Regions from separate parts of the Homo sapiens genome. Here region 1 is linked to region 2. Evidence: read pairs that join two places in POLR2A ChIA-PET (ENCODE). Cell type or tissue: HepG2. All regions are shown on one strand. Links, peaks and the distances in the headings refer to the core of each region. The heading gives the core; the rest is flanking DNA.

What was found. ChIA-PET counts read pairs that join two places held together with the same protein. Peaks named below come from ENCODE experiments on the same cell type or tissue, not always from the same donor. Only the 100,000 strongest peaks of a DNase experiment are listed, where the experiment ranks them.
Region 1: POLR2A ChIA-PET joins it to region 2 with 12 read pairs; 31 of 35 experiments call an interaction of 5 or more read pairs at or near these places.

What each region holds. Positions count from the first base shown.
Region 1 is chr6:73,563,846-73,572,178 of GRCh38, reverse strand. EEF1A1-AS1 (EEF1A1 antisense RNA 1) reads right to left here. Exons shown (of 5, transcript NR_187283.1): 4 at 1-1,892. Among named protein-coding and RNA genes, the nearest start is that of EEF1A1-AS1, 44 kb to the right of the region's middle. RefSeq lists a silencer at 6,175-6,357 and enhancers at 5,906-6,455, 8,106-8,333. In HepG2, for the core only: no CTCF peak of the experiment used is centred there; DNase peaks (open chromatin) are centred at 4,998 and 5,908; H3K4me3 peaks cover 1,240 bases.
Region 2 is chr6:73,510,735-73,519,002 of GRCh38, reverse strand. EEF1A1 (eukaryotic translation elongation factor 1 alpha 1) reads left to right here. Exons shown (of 8, transcript NM_001402.6): 4 at 1-71; 5 at 155-305; 6 at 393-649; 7 at 739-973; 8 at 1,069-3,253. The coding sequence ends at 1,193. Among named protein-coding and RNA genes, the nearest start is that of EEF1A1, 6.2 kb to the left of the region's middle. RefSeq lists a silencer at 3,383-3,677. In HepG2, for the core only: a CTCF peak has its summit at 3,196 (motif pointing left); DNase peaks (open chromatin) are centred at 3,162, 4,092, 4,412, 4,852 and 1 weaker place; H3K4me3 peaks cover 1,057 bases.

The DNA of each region.
Region 1 (8,333 bases), core at 259-8,258, 53 kb before region 2:
GTATCTAGCTACTCTGGTGGGTACTTGGAGAACCTTTGTGTTGACACTCTGTATCTAGCTAATCTGGTGGGGAGGTGGAGAACCTTTGTGTCTAGCTCAGGGATTGTAAATGCACCAATCAGCGCCCTGTAAAAACAGACCACTCAGCTCTACCAATCAGCAGGATGTGGGTGGGGCCAGATAAGAGAATAAAAGCAGGCTGCCCAAACTCTGCAGTGGCAACCCGCTTGGGTCCTCTTCCACGCGGGGGAAGCTTTGTTCTTTCGCTCTTTGCAATAAATCTTGCTGCTGCTTACTCTTTGGGTCCACACTGCTTTTTTTGACCTGTAACACTCACCGCGAAGGTCTGCAGCTTCACTCCTGAAGCCAGCAAGATCACGAGCCCACCAGGAGGAACGAACAACTCCAGATGCGCCACCTTAAGAGCTGTAACACTCACCGTGAAGGTCTGCAGCTTCACTTCTGAGCCAGTGAGACCACGAACCTACCAGAAGGAAGAGACTTCGAACACATCTGAACATCAGAAGGAGCAAACTCCGGACACGCTGCCTTTAAGAACTGTAATACTCACCGCAAGTGTCTGCGGCTTCATTCTTGAAGTCAGTGAGACCAAGAACCCACCAATTCCGGACACAATCTCAGAGCACAAGAATGGCTGGAAGTCCCTTCTCAGGGCAGCTGTTATTACACTGCGCTCTCAAGCTAGCCAGAGCTTCCTCCATCTGCCAGGGCAGGCATTTGTCACAGCCCTTCAACACCTCTCCTGGAACTGATAGACCCTGGGGCTGACCCAAATCTGGACAAGCTAGAGCCCTTTGCCAAGAGGCAGCCCAGGAAGCCACACTTTCCACTGTGATAGCAGCCTTTTCTGTCAGGGTGCTGAAGATCAGCATGTTCTAGGCCAACTGCTGGTGCCAGGAATTTAGAGGGAAGGTTGGAAAGACTGACAGGAGCACTGACAACTGCACGGCCATAAACCTAAGAGGAGCAGTACAAAGAAAGTGAACTGAAGAGATGCCACCATGGGAGTGAGAGAAAATTGCTCCCAAGCTCCGTTCATCCTGCATTGCTTAAAAGCAGCAGCAGCACGGTGTGAACTAACCTGCTCTGAGGCAAACAGACCTTATGGTTCACTTACAATGCACAGGTCTTACAGCCCCAAAACTATGAGGAAAGGCTGAGCCACAATTAATCAAGCCTCCTTCCCTTCTGTCTTGGAGAATATGCATCGTGCACCAGTTGCTGAAAAATGGCAACATGGTATAGTGAGAAGAACGTGGCTTCCAGACCAGAGATCTGCCACTCAGCACTGGTGCAATGGTGGACAAGTCACATGGCCTTCATGAGGCTTAGTTTTCTAGTCTCTAAAATGAACATTATTACAAATCTCACAACTTCGGAAGGTCTAATTTCTAAAATACATGTGAAACCCTTTGTTTTTATTATTTTTCTAAATAGAGACAGGGTCTTGCTATGTTACCCAGGCTGGTCTTGAACTCCTGGCCTCAAGCAGTCCTCCCCTCTCAGCCTGCTAAAGTGCTGGGGATTATAGGACGTGAAACCCTTAGTAAGCTAAGTGCTATAAATGTTCACTGTTATGACTTCTTTTATAAGGAAAAAGAAATGTCTCTGATGGTTTTTTAATACCCAGAAATTACTACCTACTCATTAATGCTTCCTCTGAAAAATAAATGAAAATCATAAATTTTTAAATACAATTATTTGTTCTTACAGCATTTGTTTCTATCCACTTACTTGCTCTGTGCCTCGGGTCCCTGGTTCACAAAAACAGACCTCAAGTACCTGTCCTGCACAATGCTGACAACTGGAATGATGGCCAAATGCACAGAACCCAAAGGTTTACTAAGCTTAAAGGCTTATACGTCTTCTTCCTGATCATTTCACAAAGAAAGAAAAAGGAAAAGGAAAAAAAGAATGTAAAAAATAAGGCTTATACATCAGGGGTGACACTCCAAAACAGTTACAGCATCTAATTACAAAACAGTTTGCCAAGGTGTAGGATCCAGCTCCCTAGGCCCTCTGAATGGTACCACATCTTGTTTCCTTCTGACCCTAGTATGTCACATCTGAATACCACGTCTTGTTTCCTTCTAACCCTAATACCCATGGCTCACAGACACCTTCTGTCCCAGCCAAGGAAATACATACCACATTGAACTAAGCTTCTTGGTCCCCTGTATCTAAAGATGAAGGAGAACATGCTATGTCAGCCTGGCTCGCAGAATAATTGGCCCTGCACACTAAACTAGAAAACACACACACACATACACGTGCAGATGCACGCATACATAAGCAAATATGGGCACGGTGGCTCACGCCTGTAATCCCAGCACTTTGGGAGGCCAAGGCAGGTGGATCACTTGAGGTCAGGAGTTCCAGACCAGCCTGGCCAACATGATGAAATCCCACCTCTACTAAAAATACAAAAATTAGCCGGGTGTGGTGGTGAACGCCTATGATCCCAGCTACTCAGGAGGCTGAGGCATGAGAATTGCTTTGGGGAACCTGGGAGACAAAGGTTGCAATGAGCCGAGATCGTGCCACTGCACTCCAGCCTGGGCAACAGAGCGAAACCCCATCTCAAAAATAAATAAATAAATATATAAAAATTAAAAATAAAATCATTTGCTTATGTGCCAGGGAATTTACAGCCAAGTAGTTAAGTAAAATGCATACAAACCCAAAGAGGAAGCACTTAACCAAGTATCTGTTTAAGTTAAACAGGGAGATGCAGATTACGTGTGCCAAACACAGCTGGGCTTCCATGCTACGGTTCTTGGCCCTTCTGAGTCCCTGGAGCTATGTGCCTCTGGAGTTTGGAGCAAGATCAGTGCAGCGGTAGTAATTTTTACAATGATGAACGACTGCCTCAGTTGAAAGCCTGCTTCCTCATCATCCCTTGCCCAAATCCTGCTGTTCGGTTCCCAGACTGCTCTGTTCCCACAAGTTTTTCCAGAGAACACTGTAGGCCAATACACATATTCAGGTGAGCTGAGAGGAAAACCACAACAGCTGGGAGCCAGAATAAAGGGCAGGCAATGTAATAAGGAGACACTAGCAAGATTGCTGGAACCCACAGGATTTGACCACATGCTTTCCAAAGGCAGTCCTACTAAGAGAATAGTCTAATATTCCATTTTATAAGTATGAATTCTTTGAAATTATCCTACAGGCTCTCTAGTGGTATTCTTGACTTATAAAGACATTATTATATCTGGCAGGGCATGGTGGCTCATGCCTATAATCCCAGTACTTTGGGAGGCCAAGGTGGGCGGATCACTTAAGCCAGGAGTTCGAGACCGGCCTGGCCAACATGGTGAAACCCTGTCTCTACTAAAAATACAAAAATTAGCCGGGCATGGTGGCACACACATGAAATCCCAGCTACTTGGGAGGCTGAGGCAGGAGAATCGCTTGAACCCGGGAGGCAGAGGTTGCAGTGAGCCAAGATTGTGCCACTGCACTCCAGCCAGCCTGGGCGACAGAGCGAGACTCCATCTCAAATAAAAAAATAAAAAAAAAGACATTATTATATTCAAAGACATACTTGTTCAACTGTTACATTCAACATGCACATAAACTAACTGGAAGATATGTAACAAGGGCAAAATGACTGGGAAATAACTATTTCTGAATTGATGCTTGCAGGCTGGCAGGATTTGGGGAAGGAAGAAGCTTGGAAATTTGTAGAACTGGCCCTGGGGCACACTTCTTGACCACCCAGCAAGCCACTTGGTTTCTGAGTCTGATTTCTGAGGCAGAGAGTTTCTTTTTTTTTTAGACAGAGTCTCGCTGTGTCACCCAGGCTGGAGTGCAGTGGCGCAATCTCGGCTCACTACAAGCTCCGCCTCCCAGGTTCATGCCATTCTCCTGCCTCAGCCTCCCGAGTAGTTGGGACCACAGGCGCCTGCTAGCACACCCGGCTAATTTTTTGGTATTTTTTTTTTTTAGTAGAGACGGGGTTTTACCGTGTTAGCCAGGATGGTCTCGATCTCCTGACCTCATGATCTGCCCGCCTCGGTCTCCCAAAGTGCTGGGATTACAGGCATGAGCCACCGCACCTGGCCAAGGCAAAGAGTTTCTTAACCAGGCATCATATTAAAGCAATGGTTCTTAAAGTGTACTATAAGGACCAGTAGTTTCAAAGAATATGCATTACTTTTAAACTTGTTAAAATGCAAATTATTGCTGGGCACGGTGGCTCATGCCTGTAATCCCAGCACTTTGGGAGGCCAAGGCGGGAGGATCACTTGAGGTCAGGAGTTTGAAACCAGCCTGGCCAACATGGCCAAACCCCATCTCTACTAAAAATACAAAAATTAGCCAGGTGTGGTGGTGGGCACCTGTAATCCCAGTGACTCGGGAGGCTGAGGCAGGAGAATCGTTTGAACCCAGGAGGGAGAGGTTGCAGTCCACTGCACTCCAGCCTGGGCAACAAAGCGAGACTTCGTCTCAAAAAAAAAAAAAGGAAATTACTGAGTCCTACCCAAACCTACAAAATTAGAAACTCTGGGCCTACCAATCTGTGTTTTCAGTTCACCTGGCCTCCAGGTAATGTGGTGGGTGTATTGTGAGGTATGACAAACATTATTTTAAAGTGCTGAAGCCTTCTGCCGTAGCTCCAGAGTAAAGACATCAAGCAGATCATCATCATCCTGGCTTGCATGGAATCTGGAACCAGGCAGCCCCAGTTGGCTTGCTGTAATCATAGTCACTCCAAGAACCCATTTCCTACCTCAGTTCACAATCTTTGGCAGTCTAAATCCTAAATCCTTGGCTGCTAGTCCCATACCCTTCCCTACCTCTGCTCGGCTTCACCTTAATGCTTCACTTGGTCTTCTTCCCAATTTGCCCTCACACCACCTACCCCACAGTATTTTCCAGATAATATGTGTAACAGACCAGGCGGATGCAAACTGAAGCACAGCACATGTACTTTGTACCCCGCTCCCTTACGCAACCTCAATTTGTCACCAAGCTGGCTGAGCATGAGGAAAACCTGACTCCGCCCTGTGAGCCGAGAACACACCAAGAATACACCAGAAACTCACCAGGAAGCCCCACCTCCCGGGAATAACTGTGGGGCCACCAGCTAGGATGTGTTATCCTGGCTCCCTCAAAACAATGGGAAATCAAAAAAAATTTTTTTTTGATGTTTAGTGGCATATAATAGGAGGTTATGAATGTAAATTCCAGGGTGGTTTCAAACTGGAGAGCCAGTAAATTCTTCCGTGAATTTGAGTAATGATTAAAAAGCAAACTAGAAGCTGGGCACGGGGGCTCACATCTGTAATCCCAGCACTTTGGGAAGCCAAGGTGGGTGGATCCCTTGAGCTCAGGAGTTCAAGACCAGCCTGGGCAACATGGAAAAACCCCATGTCTATAAAAAATTAGCCAGGCATGGTGGTGTGCACCTGTGGTCCCAGCTACTTGGGACAGGTGGGAGAATCACTTGAGCCCAGGAGGTGGAGGTTGCAGTGAGCTGAGATTGCACCACTGTACTCCAGCCTGGGCAACAGAGTGAGACTCTGAAAAGAAAGAAATTAGAAAACCATCAAATGGCACCTTTGACGGAAGATGCAGGCTACATCATCTTACTCACATCTACTCTAGCATTTTCGAAACTGCATTAGCAAAATATTTGAGCTACTATCTCTTAAAACTTCCCTCCAAGCAGTCCTTCAGGCCAATTTTGGGGAGGTGGGAAGTTGAATAGTGGCTCATTTGATTATCGTTGGTTCAAAATGCCATGGCAAAACACACTTTAATAATAAGGAATACAGATTTGTATTTTAACTTGCATATGGCTTCCTATTCTCTACACTAAATATGCAGGAATCCCAGAGGCCTGGGGCAGGAATGTGTAGCTGCCTGTGCACACTCAAATGGCAGACATTCTTTAAATGTTTGTGGACCCTGTCCCTTCCGCCTCTGTCTCCTAGTCTTAAGCTACCCAGTGTCCTAGTTTCTAGGCTTGTCCTGCTCTAACTTTTCAGCCAAAATAGCACAGTATTTTAACAATGCTTTTTTTTTTTTTTTTTTTTTTAAGATGGAATCTCGCTCTGTCACCCAGGCTGGAGTGCAGTGGCACAATTTCGGCTCACCACACCCTCTGCCTCCTGGGTTCAAGCAATTCTTCTGCCTCAGCCTCCCAAGTAGCTGGGATTACAGGTGCCCACCACCATACTGGCAGTAGAGACGGGGTTTCACTACATCGGCCAACCGGTGTCAAACTGCTGACCTCAGGTGATCCGCACGCCTCAGCCTCTCAAAGTGCTGAGATTACAGGCGTAAGCCACCGTGCCTGGCCAACAATGCTTCTTATACTTAATGTGCATACAGATTCATTTGGAATCTTGCTAAAATGCAGATTTGAATTCAACAGGTCTAAGGGGTGCCCAAGATGCTTCCTTTCTAACAAACTCCCAGAGGTTGCCCCTTGTTCCTGGTCCACAGGCCACACTGAATAGCAAAGCTCTACAGGAGTCAGCAGACTTTTTCTGAAAAGGGACAGATAGTACAAATTTAAGACTTTGTGGGACATAGGGTCTCTGTCCAACTGCACAATTCTGCTGTTGTAGCATGAAAACAGACAGAACATGTAAATGATAGGTGTATTACCAGAAAGGGTCCTGATCCAGACCCTTAGAGAGGGTTCTTGGATCTCGAGCAAGAAAGAATTTGAGCTGAATCCATAAAGTGAAAGTAAGTTTATTAAGAAAGTAAAGAAATAAAGAATGGCTCCTCACAGGCACAGCAGCAGCATGGGCTGCTGGTTGGCTATTTTATGGTGTTTTTTTATTTTGTTTTTGTTTTTAAGACAGAGTTCTGCTCTTTTCACCCAGCCTGGAGTACAATGGTACGATCTCAGCTCACTGCAACCTCCGCTTCCCCGGTTTAAGCGATTCTCCTGCCTCAGCTTACCCAGTAGCTGGGATTACAGGCACCCGCCACCACGCCTAACTTTTTTGTATTTTTAGTAGAGATGGGGTTTCGCCATGTTAGCCATGCTAGACTCGAACTCCTGACCTCAGGTGATCTGTTTGCCTCGACCCACCAAAGTGTTGGGATTACAGGCATGAACCACCACACCCAGCCCACTTTTATGGTTATTTCTTGATTATATGCTAAACAAGGGGTGTCTTATTCATGAGTTTTCCAGGAAAGGGGTGGGCAGTTTCCGGAACTGAGAGCTCCTCCCCTTTCTAGACCATATAGGGTAACTTCCTGACATTGCCATGGCATTAGTAAACTGTCACGGTTCTGGTAGGAGTATAGCAGTGAGAACAACCAGTGGTCACTCTCGTCGCCATCTTGGTTTTGATGCTTCTTTAGTGCAACCTGTTTTATCAGCAAGGTCTTTATGACCTGTATCTTGTGCTGACCCCGTATCTCATCCTGTGACTTAGACTGTCTGGGAATGCCGCCCAGATGGTCTCAGCCTTATTTTACCTAGCCACTATTCAAGATGGAGTTGCTCTGGTTCACACGCCTCTGACATAGGGACCCAAGTGTAGGTCTTAACTCAGCCATTTACTAACTCTATGGCTCAAGTAAGTCGCCTCTTGGATTCTCATTTAACTAAACCGTTACATGGGAGCAAAAATTCTTATCTTAGGGCTGTTTGCCTAGTGCCTGGCACACATCAGGTCTTCAATAGAAGGAAATTAATATTATTGGCATTTCCAGCTAACTTCCTTATACATTATTTTCGCTAATTTAGTCACCCCATTAAAACCCCTTGTGGCTCCCTGTTTCCCACTGGATCAAGTTTAAACACCTCTGTGTGATCTTCAAGGCCCTCTAGTATCTGACACACCCTTTCCCATTTTATTCTGAGCCTTCCCACTTTCAGGTTAGTCAAGTAGATTTTTCACTGTTCCTAGCCTACTGTGACATATCCCCTTCACTGGAATATTTTTGCTTATCTCCTTTGCTTTCTACAAACTAAGCAATTAGGGCTCAGTTCAGTTCTGTCTCTTCCATAAAAACCGACCTTAGAATTATTATTGTTTTCTATGGTCCATTTCATGCACACAGTTCCTCATACCATATATTATTAAGTTCTTGCTAACAATTACTTGAATAATATTTGCCTAATATGTCCATGTTATCACTTTTTTTTTTCTGTATTTAAATAGAGACCGAGTCTCACTGTGTTGCCCAGGCTGGTCTCAAATTTCTGGGCTCAAGTGACTCTCCCACCTGGGCCTCCCAAAGGCCCATTACAGATGTGAGGTACCACACCCAACCTATGTTGTCCCTTTTTTTTTTTTTTTTTTTTTGAGACAGAGTCTGGCTCTATCGCCCAG
Region 2 (8,268 bases), core at 1-8,000:
ACCCCGACACAGTAGCATTTGTGCCAATTTCTGGTTGGAATGGTGACAACATGCTGGAGCCAAGTGCTAACGTAAGTGGCTTTCAAGACCATTGTTAAAAAGCTCTGGGAATGGCGATTTCATGCTTACACAAATTGGCATGCTTGTGTTTCAGATGCCTTGGTTCAAGGGATGGAAAGTCACCCGTAAGGATGGCAATGCCAGTGGAACCACGCTGCTTGAGGCTCTGGACTGCATCCTACCACCAACTCGTCCAACTGACAAGCCCTTGCGCCTGCCTCTCCAGGATGTCTACAAAATTGGTGGTAAGTTGGCTGTAAACAAAGTTGAATTTGAGTTGATAGAGTACTGTCTGCCTTCATAGGTATTTAGTATGCTGTAAATATTTTTAGGTATTGGTACTGTTCCTGTTGGCCGAGTGGAGACTGGTGTTCTCAAACCCGGTATGGTGGTCACCTTTGCTCCAGTCAACGTTACAACGGAAGTAAAATCTGTCGAAATGCACCATGAAGCTTTGAGTGAAGCTCTTCCTGGGGACAATGTGGGCTTCAATGTCAAGAATGTGTCTGTCAAGGATGTTCGTCGTGGCAACGTTGCTGGTGACAGCAAAAATGACCCACCAATGGAAGCAGCTGGCTTCACTGCTCAGGTAACAATTTAAAGTAACATTAACTTATTGCAGAGGCTAAAGTCATTTGAGACTTTGGATTTGCACTGAATGCAAATCTTTTTTCCAAGGTGATTATCCTGAACCATCCAGGCCAAATAAGCGCCGGCTATGCCCCTGTATTGGATTGCCACACGGCTCACATTGCATGCAAGTTTGCTGAGCTGAAGGAAAAGATTGATCGCCGTTCTGGTAAAAAGCTGGAAGATGGCCCTAAATTCTTGAAGTCTGGTGATGCTGCCATTGTTGATATGGTTCCTGGCAAGCCCATGTGTGTTGAGAGCTTCTCAGACTATCCACCTTTGGGTAAGGATGACTACTTAAATGTAAAAAAGTTGTGTTAAAGATGAAAAATACAACTGAACAGTACTTTGGGTAATAATTAACTTTTTTTTTAATAGGTCGCTTTGCTGTTCGTGATATGAGACAGACAGTTGCGGTGGGTGTCATCAAAGCAGTGGACAAGAAGGCTGCTGGAGCTGGCAAGGTCACCAAGTCTGCCCAGAAAGCTCAGAAGGCTAAATGAATATTATCCCTAATACCTGCCACCCCACTCTTAATCAGTGGTGGAAGAACGGTCTCAGAACTGTTTGTTTCAATTGGCCATTTAAGTTTAGTAGTAAAAGACTGGTTAATGATAACAATGCATCGTAAAACCTTCAGAAGGAAAGGAGAATGTTTTGTGGACCACTTTGGTTTTCTTTTTTGCGTGTGGCAGTTTTAAGTTATTAGTTTTTAAAATCAGTACTTTTTAATGGAAACAACTTGACCAAAAATTTGTCACAGAATTTTGAGACCCATTAAAAAAGTTAAATGAGAAACCTGTGTGTTCCTTTGGTCAACACCGAGACATTTAGGTGAAAGACATCTAATTCTGGTTTTACGAATCTGGAAACTTCTTGAAAATGTAATTCTTGAGTTAACACTTCTGGGTGGAGAATAGGGTTGTTTTCCCCCCACATAATTGGAAGGGGAAGGAATATCATTTAAAGCTATGGGAGGGTTGCTTTGATTACAACACTGGAGAGAAATGCAGCATGTTGCTGATTGCCTGTCACTAAAACAGGCCAAAAACTGAGTCCTTGTGTTGCATAGAAAGCTTCATGTTGCTAAACCAATGTTAAGTGAATCTTTGGAAACAAAATGTTTCCAAATTACTGGGATGTGCATGTTGAAACGTGGGTTAAAATGACTGGGCAGTGAAAGTTGACTATTTGCCATGACATAAGAAATAAGTGTAGTGGCTAGTGTACACCCTATGAGTGGAAGGGTCCATTTTGAAGTCAGTGGAGTAAGCTTTATGCCAGTTTGATGGTTTCACAAGTTCTATTGAGTGCTATTCAGAATAGGAACAAGGTTCTAATAGAAAAAGATGGCAATTTGAAGTAGCTATAAAATTAGACTAATCTACATTGCTTTTCTCCTGCAGAGTCTAATACCTTTTATGCTTTGATAATTAGCAGTTTGTCTACTTGGTCACTAGGAATGAAACTACATGGTAATAGGCTTAACAGGTGTAATAGCCCACTTACTCCTGAATCTTTAAGCATTTGTGCATTTGAAAAATGCTTTTCGCGATCTTCCTGCTGGGATTACAGGCATGAGCCACTGTGCCTGACCTCCCATATGTAAAAGTGTCTAAAGGTTTTTTTTTGGTTATAAAAGGAAAATTTTTGCTTAAGTTTGAAGGATAGGTAAAATTAAAGGACATGCTTTCTGTTTGTGTGATGGTTTTTAAAAATTTTTTTTAAGATGGAGTTCTTGTTGCCCAGGCTAGAATGCAATGGCAAAATCTCACTGCAATCTCCTCCTCCTGGGTTCAAGCAATTCTCCTACTTCAGCCTCCCAAGTAGCTGGGATTACAGGCATGTGCTAATTTGGTGTTTTTAATAGAGATGAGGTTTTTCCATGTTGGTCAGGCTGGTCTCAAACTCCTGACCTTAGGTGATCGCCTCGGCCTCCTAAAGTGCTGGAATTACAGGCATGAGCCACCATGCCTGGCCAGGACATGTGTTCTTAAGGACATGCTAAGCAGGAGTTAAAGCAGCCCAAGAGATAAGGCCTCTTAAAGTGACTGGCAATGTGTATTGCTCAAGATTCAAAGGTACTTGAATTGGCCATAGACAAGTCTGTAATGAAGTGTTATCGTTTTCCCTCATCTGAGTCTGAATTAGATAAAATGCCTTCCCATCAGCCAGTGCTCTGAGGTATCAAGTCTAAATTGAACTAGAGATTTTTGTCCTTAGTTTCTTTGCTATCTAATGTTTACACAAGTAAATAGTCTAAGATTTGCTGGATGACAGAAAAAACAGGTAAGGCCTTTAATAGATGGCCAATAGATGCCCTGATAATGAAAGTTGACACCTGTAAGATTTACCAGTAGAGAATTCTTGACATGCAAGGAAGCAAGATTTAACTGAAAAATTGTTCCCACTGGAAGCAGGAATGAGTCAGTTTACTTGCATATACTGAGATTGAGATTAACTTCCTGTGAAACCCAGTGTCTTAGACAACTGTGGCTTGAGCACCACCTGCTGGTATTCATTACAAACTTGCTCACTACAATAAATGAATTTTAAGCTTTAAGATGAAGTGGCATTTCTTTTAACAGTTACTATGTTGGAATTGGTTACAAATTTTGGAGTGGATTTCAAAAGTGAGAGCTAACTTCAGTTGATTTCAAGGTAGTGCTTGGCTTTTTTTGTTTAGACAGGGTTTTACTCCTGCCCTGGTTGGAGTGGAAGTTAACGGCTAACTGCAGTCCTGACTTCTGGGCTTAAGTGATCTTCCCTGAATAGCAGGGACCACAGGTTTTTGCCACCACGCCTGGCTAATTTTTGTATTTTGCCATGTTGCCAAGGCTGGTCAACTCCTGGGCTCAAGTGATCTGCCTGTACTGTATCTTTCCCAGTTAATCTGATATTTATCTTTTAAATCTCAGATGTGCCAGGGCCTCGGCAGTGACTCAAGGAAGAACCCATGTGCTCTTAGTGGGACACGATTTGTTCAGACCTACTAACCTCAACCCAGTTTCAGTTCTTTATAGTGGAGAATGTTGACAGTTTACACTGACAGGCCACATTTTAGCATTGTGTTATCTTCATGGTTTTTTTTCTTTTGAGATGAAGTTCCAAACTTAGTAACTTACCATTTACTTTTTAGTGTAATTCTAAAAGATTTCATTCAGCTAGAACTACCCTGATATTTAACTGTCCTTTTTCTCTTACCTAATTATTGGCAATTAAACATTTTTGTCATTTACTTTGGGACTGTTTTTAGCAGGCCCATGGATCTCAAGGTTTAGTTTTGTGGGTTCTATGGGAGACAATGACAATGAAGATAAACGTTAATGTTGCAATAATTCTAAGCAAGGGATATTAGAAAATGAAGCAGGCCAGGTCATGGCTCACGCCTGTAATTCCACCATTTTGGGAGGCTGAGGTGGGGAGATCACAAGGTCAGGAGTTCAGACCAGCCTTGCTAATATGCTGAAACCCCATCTCTACTGAAAATACAAAATTAGCTGGGTGTGGTGGCAGGTGCCTATAGTTACGAGGCTGAGCCAAGATCACACCACTGCACTCCAGCCTGGGCGACAGAGAAAGACTTCATCTCAAAAAAAAAAAAAAAAAAAAAGCAAAAGGCTGGGCGCAGTGCCTCGAATCCTAGCACTTTGGGAGGCTGAGGCGAGAAGATCTGCTAAATACAAAAGAAAAGCAAGGTGTGGTAGCACATGCCTATAGTCCCAACTGAGGCTGAGGCAGGAGAATCCCTTTAGCTTGGAAGGTGGGGGTTGCGGTGAGCCAAGATCTTGCCAGGGCACTCCAGCCTGGGTGACAGGGCAAGACTGTCTCAAAAAATAAAGATGCCGGGTGCAGTGGCTCACGCCTGTAATCCCAGCACTTTGGGAGGCCGAGGTGGGCGGATCACAAGGTCAGGAGATCGAGACCATCCTGGCTAAAACGGTGAAGCCCCCGTTTCTACTAAAAATAAAAATTAGCCGGGCATGGTGGTGGGCGCCTGTAGTCCCAGCTACTCGGGAGGCTGAGGCAGGAGAACAGCATCAACCCGGGAGGCGGAGTTTGCACTGAGCCGAGATTGCGCCACTGCACTCCAGCCTGGACGACAAAGTGCGACTTCGTCTCAAAAAAGTATATATATAATAATAAAAATTAGCTGGGCATGGTCGTACACACCTGTAGTCCCAAGCTACTCTGGGGGGTTCAGGCAGGAGGATCGCTTCATCCTGGGAGGCTGAGGCTGCAGTGAGCTATGATGGTGCTATGTACTCCAGCCTCGGCAACAGTGAGACCCCGTCTCCTAGGTTCAAGCAATTCTGCCTCAGCCTCCTGAGTAGCTAGGACCACAGGTGCCCACCACCACACCTGCCTAATTTTTGTATTTTCAGTAGAGACCGGGTTTTACCATGTTGGTCAGGCTGGTCTCCAACTCCTGACCTCAGGTGGTCTGCCCGTCTTGGCCTCCCAAAGTGCTGGGGTTACAGGCGTGAGCCTGTATATATCAGTAATCTCTTACTTTTTAATGGGTGTATGACAGTTTGTGTATTCATTCCCAGCTGAGGGGCATTTAGTTGTTTCCAGTTTGGGGCAATTATTAATAAAGCTGCTATAAATGTCCACATATAGTTTTGTATGTAATAATGTTTTTATTTTACTTGTGTAAATAGCTAGGAAAGTGATTACTGGGCTGAGTGGCAAAGCGTATGCTTTTTAAGAAACTGCCGAGTTGTTTCCAAAGTGGTTGAACCATTTAGTAATTAAGAGATCAACTTTTTTGAGGAAGACAAATAGACTACCTGAGTGTTAAACTGATATTTTGCAGGTCAGTGAAGTAATTTGTTTATAAAATATTGTGCTTACTATGTTCTAGGCACCGTTCTAGGCATTGGGGATAGAGCTATGAACAAAATGGACATGGTTATTGACCTTTGAGTTTATAGTTAGTGGGGGAGATAGAGATTCAATAAATAAAATTAGCTACTTTTGAGTTGTGATGGTACTATGAAGGAAAAGAGAAATATACCATGAGGGAGAAGAGTAAATGAAAGGGACATAATTTAGACTGGCCAGAGAAGGTATTTGCCAGGAATAGCTGAGACCTGAAGGATAAGTAGGAGTTAGGGGAGAATATGACAACATTGTGTGTGTAATATATATATGCATACACACACACAATGTTTTCATATTCTCCCCAACTCCTACATATAATATATATAATTATATACATGCATACACACACACACATACATATATATTTATTTTCTTGAGACAGAGTCTCGCTCTGTCACCAGGCTGGAGTGCAGTGGCTTGATCTCGCCACACTGCAACCTCTGCCTCCCAGGTTCAAGCTATTCTCCTGCCTCAGCCTCCCAAGTAGCTGGGACTACAGGCACATGCCACCATGCCCAGCTAATTTTTGTGTTTTTAGTAGAGATGGGGTTTCACCATGTTGACCAGGATGGTCTTGATCTCTTGACCTCATGACCCACCTGACTTCGCCTCCCAAAGTGCTGGGATTACAGGCATGAGCCACCACACCCAGCCCTATATATTTTTATTTTATTTATTGTTTTGACACTTTTTTTTTTTTTGAGACAAGAGTCTCACTCTGTTGCCCAGGCTGGCATGCAATGATGCTATATCAGCTCACTGCAACCTCCACCTCCCCAGTTCAAGTGTTTCTTGTGCCTCGGGTTCCCAAGTAGCTGGGACTACAGGCATGCACCACCACACCCAGCTAATTTTTGTATTTTTAGTAGAGAAGGGGTTTTACCATGTTGGCCATGCTGGTCTCGAACTCCTGACCTCAAGTGATCCACCTGCTTCGGCCTCCCAAAGTGCTTCTATTACAGGCATGAGCCACTGCACCCGGCTTGTATTACTTTTTAGACATGTCAGTATTTAAGGCTTAATTTGGCCTCAGGACAATCACATAGAATCAGAAAATCTGAGAAGAAAACTTAAAAACCTTTGAATCTAACCTACTCAAATAAACTTTGAATATATTTATTGAAATATTTAATTTGTTTATTTTTTATTTTTTTATTTTAGAGACAAGGTCTCACTAAAGTGCAGGCTAGAGTGCAGTGACACAATCATGGCTATGGCTCACTGCAACCTCAAACTCCTGGGCTCAAGCGATTCTGTTGCCTTAGGTTCGCCAGGAGCTGGCACTACAGGTGCCACCACACCTGGCTTTTTTGTTTTGTTTTTTTTGGGTAGAGAAGGGGATTTGGTATGTTGCTTAGGCTGATCTTGAACTCCTAGCCTCACGCAATCCTGCTTCGGCTTTCCAAAATGTTGGGATTATAGGCATGAGCCATGCGCCTGACCTTGATTACCTCGATGATGTGTATGTCATACATTGGAGGGCAAAGACATCTCTGAATTCCTCACAACAGCCATGGCAGGGGGCAGGTACCCATGTTACAGATGACAGACTGATGCATAGAGAAGTTAAGTCGTGGGGAGTTTACTTTCTCCTAAATTGTCCTGTTACTAGATGAATTTGTTTTTGTTTCATTTTGTTTTGTTTTTGAGACAGAGTCTCATGTTGTCACCCAGACTGGAGTGCAGTGGCTCCATCTCGGCTCACTATAGCCTCCGCCTCCTGAGTTCAAGTGATTCTCCTGCCTCAGCCTCCCAAGTAGCTGGGTGCATGCCACCACGCCTGGCTAATTTTTGTATTTTTAGTATAGATGGGGTTTCACCATGTTGGCCAGACTGGTCTCGAACTCCTGACCTCAAGTGATCCACCCCGCGCTTAGCCTCCCAAAGTGCTGGGATTATAGGCGTGAGCCACCACACCAGGCCATGAATTTGTTTTCAATATTTATTTATTTTGTATTTTCTATTTTTGAGATGGAGTCTCGCTCTGCTGTCCAGGCTAGAGTGCAGTGGTGTGATCTTGGCTCACTGTAGCCTCCACCTCCTGAGTTCAAGTGATTCTCCTGCCTTAGCCTCCCGAGTAGCTGGGATTACAGGCGCCCACCATCACACCCGGCTAATTTTTGTATTTTTAGTAGAGATGGGGTTTCACCATGTTGGCCACGCTGGTCTCAAACTGACCTCAATTGATCCACCCACCTTGACCTCCCAAAGTGCTGGGATTACAGACCTGAGCCACAGCGCCCAGCCCTTCAATATTTATTTAAATTTGCCTGCTGGCTAACTTCTCATTGCACCTGGGCTCTAGTGTAATTAAATTACTTCATTCTCTTTTTAAAACTTTTTACTTTTTTCTTTTTTGTGTTTTTCATTCTCTTATCTACGAGAGCCACAATACTTGAAGACACCAATTGATACCCCTTAGTCACATCTGAGCTAAACACTTTCAGTTCCTACAGCTGTTTCTTAATCTTAGGTCACATGGTTTCTTCCCATGCTGTTCTTCCCAGACAGCATTTTTTTTTTTTTTTGAGAGTCTCACTCTGTTGCCCAGGCTGGAGTACAGTAGCACAATCTCAGTTTACTGCAACCTCTGCCTTCCAGGTTCAGGTGATTCTCCTGCTTCAGCCTCCTGAGTAGCTGGGACTACAGGAGCGTGCCACCACGCCCGGCTAATTTTTGTATTTTTAGTAG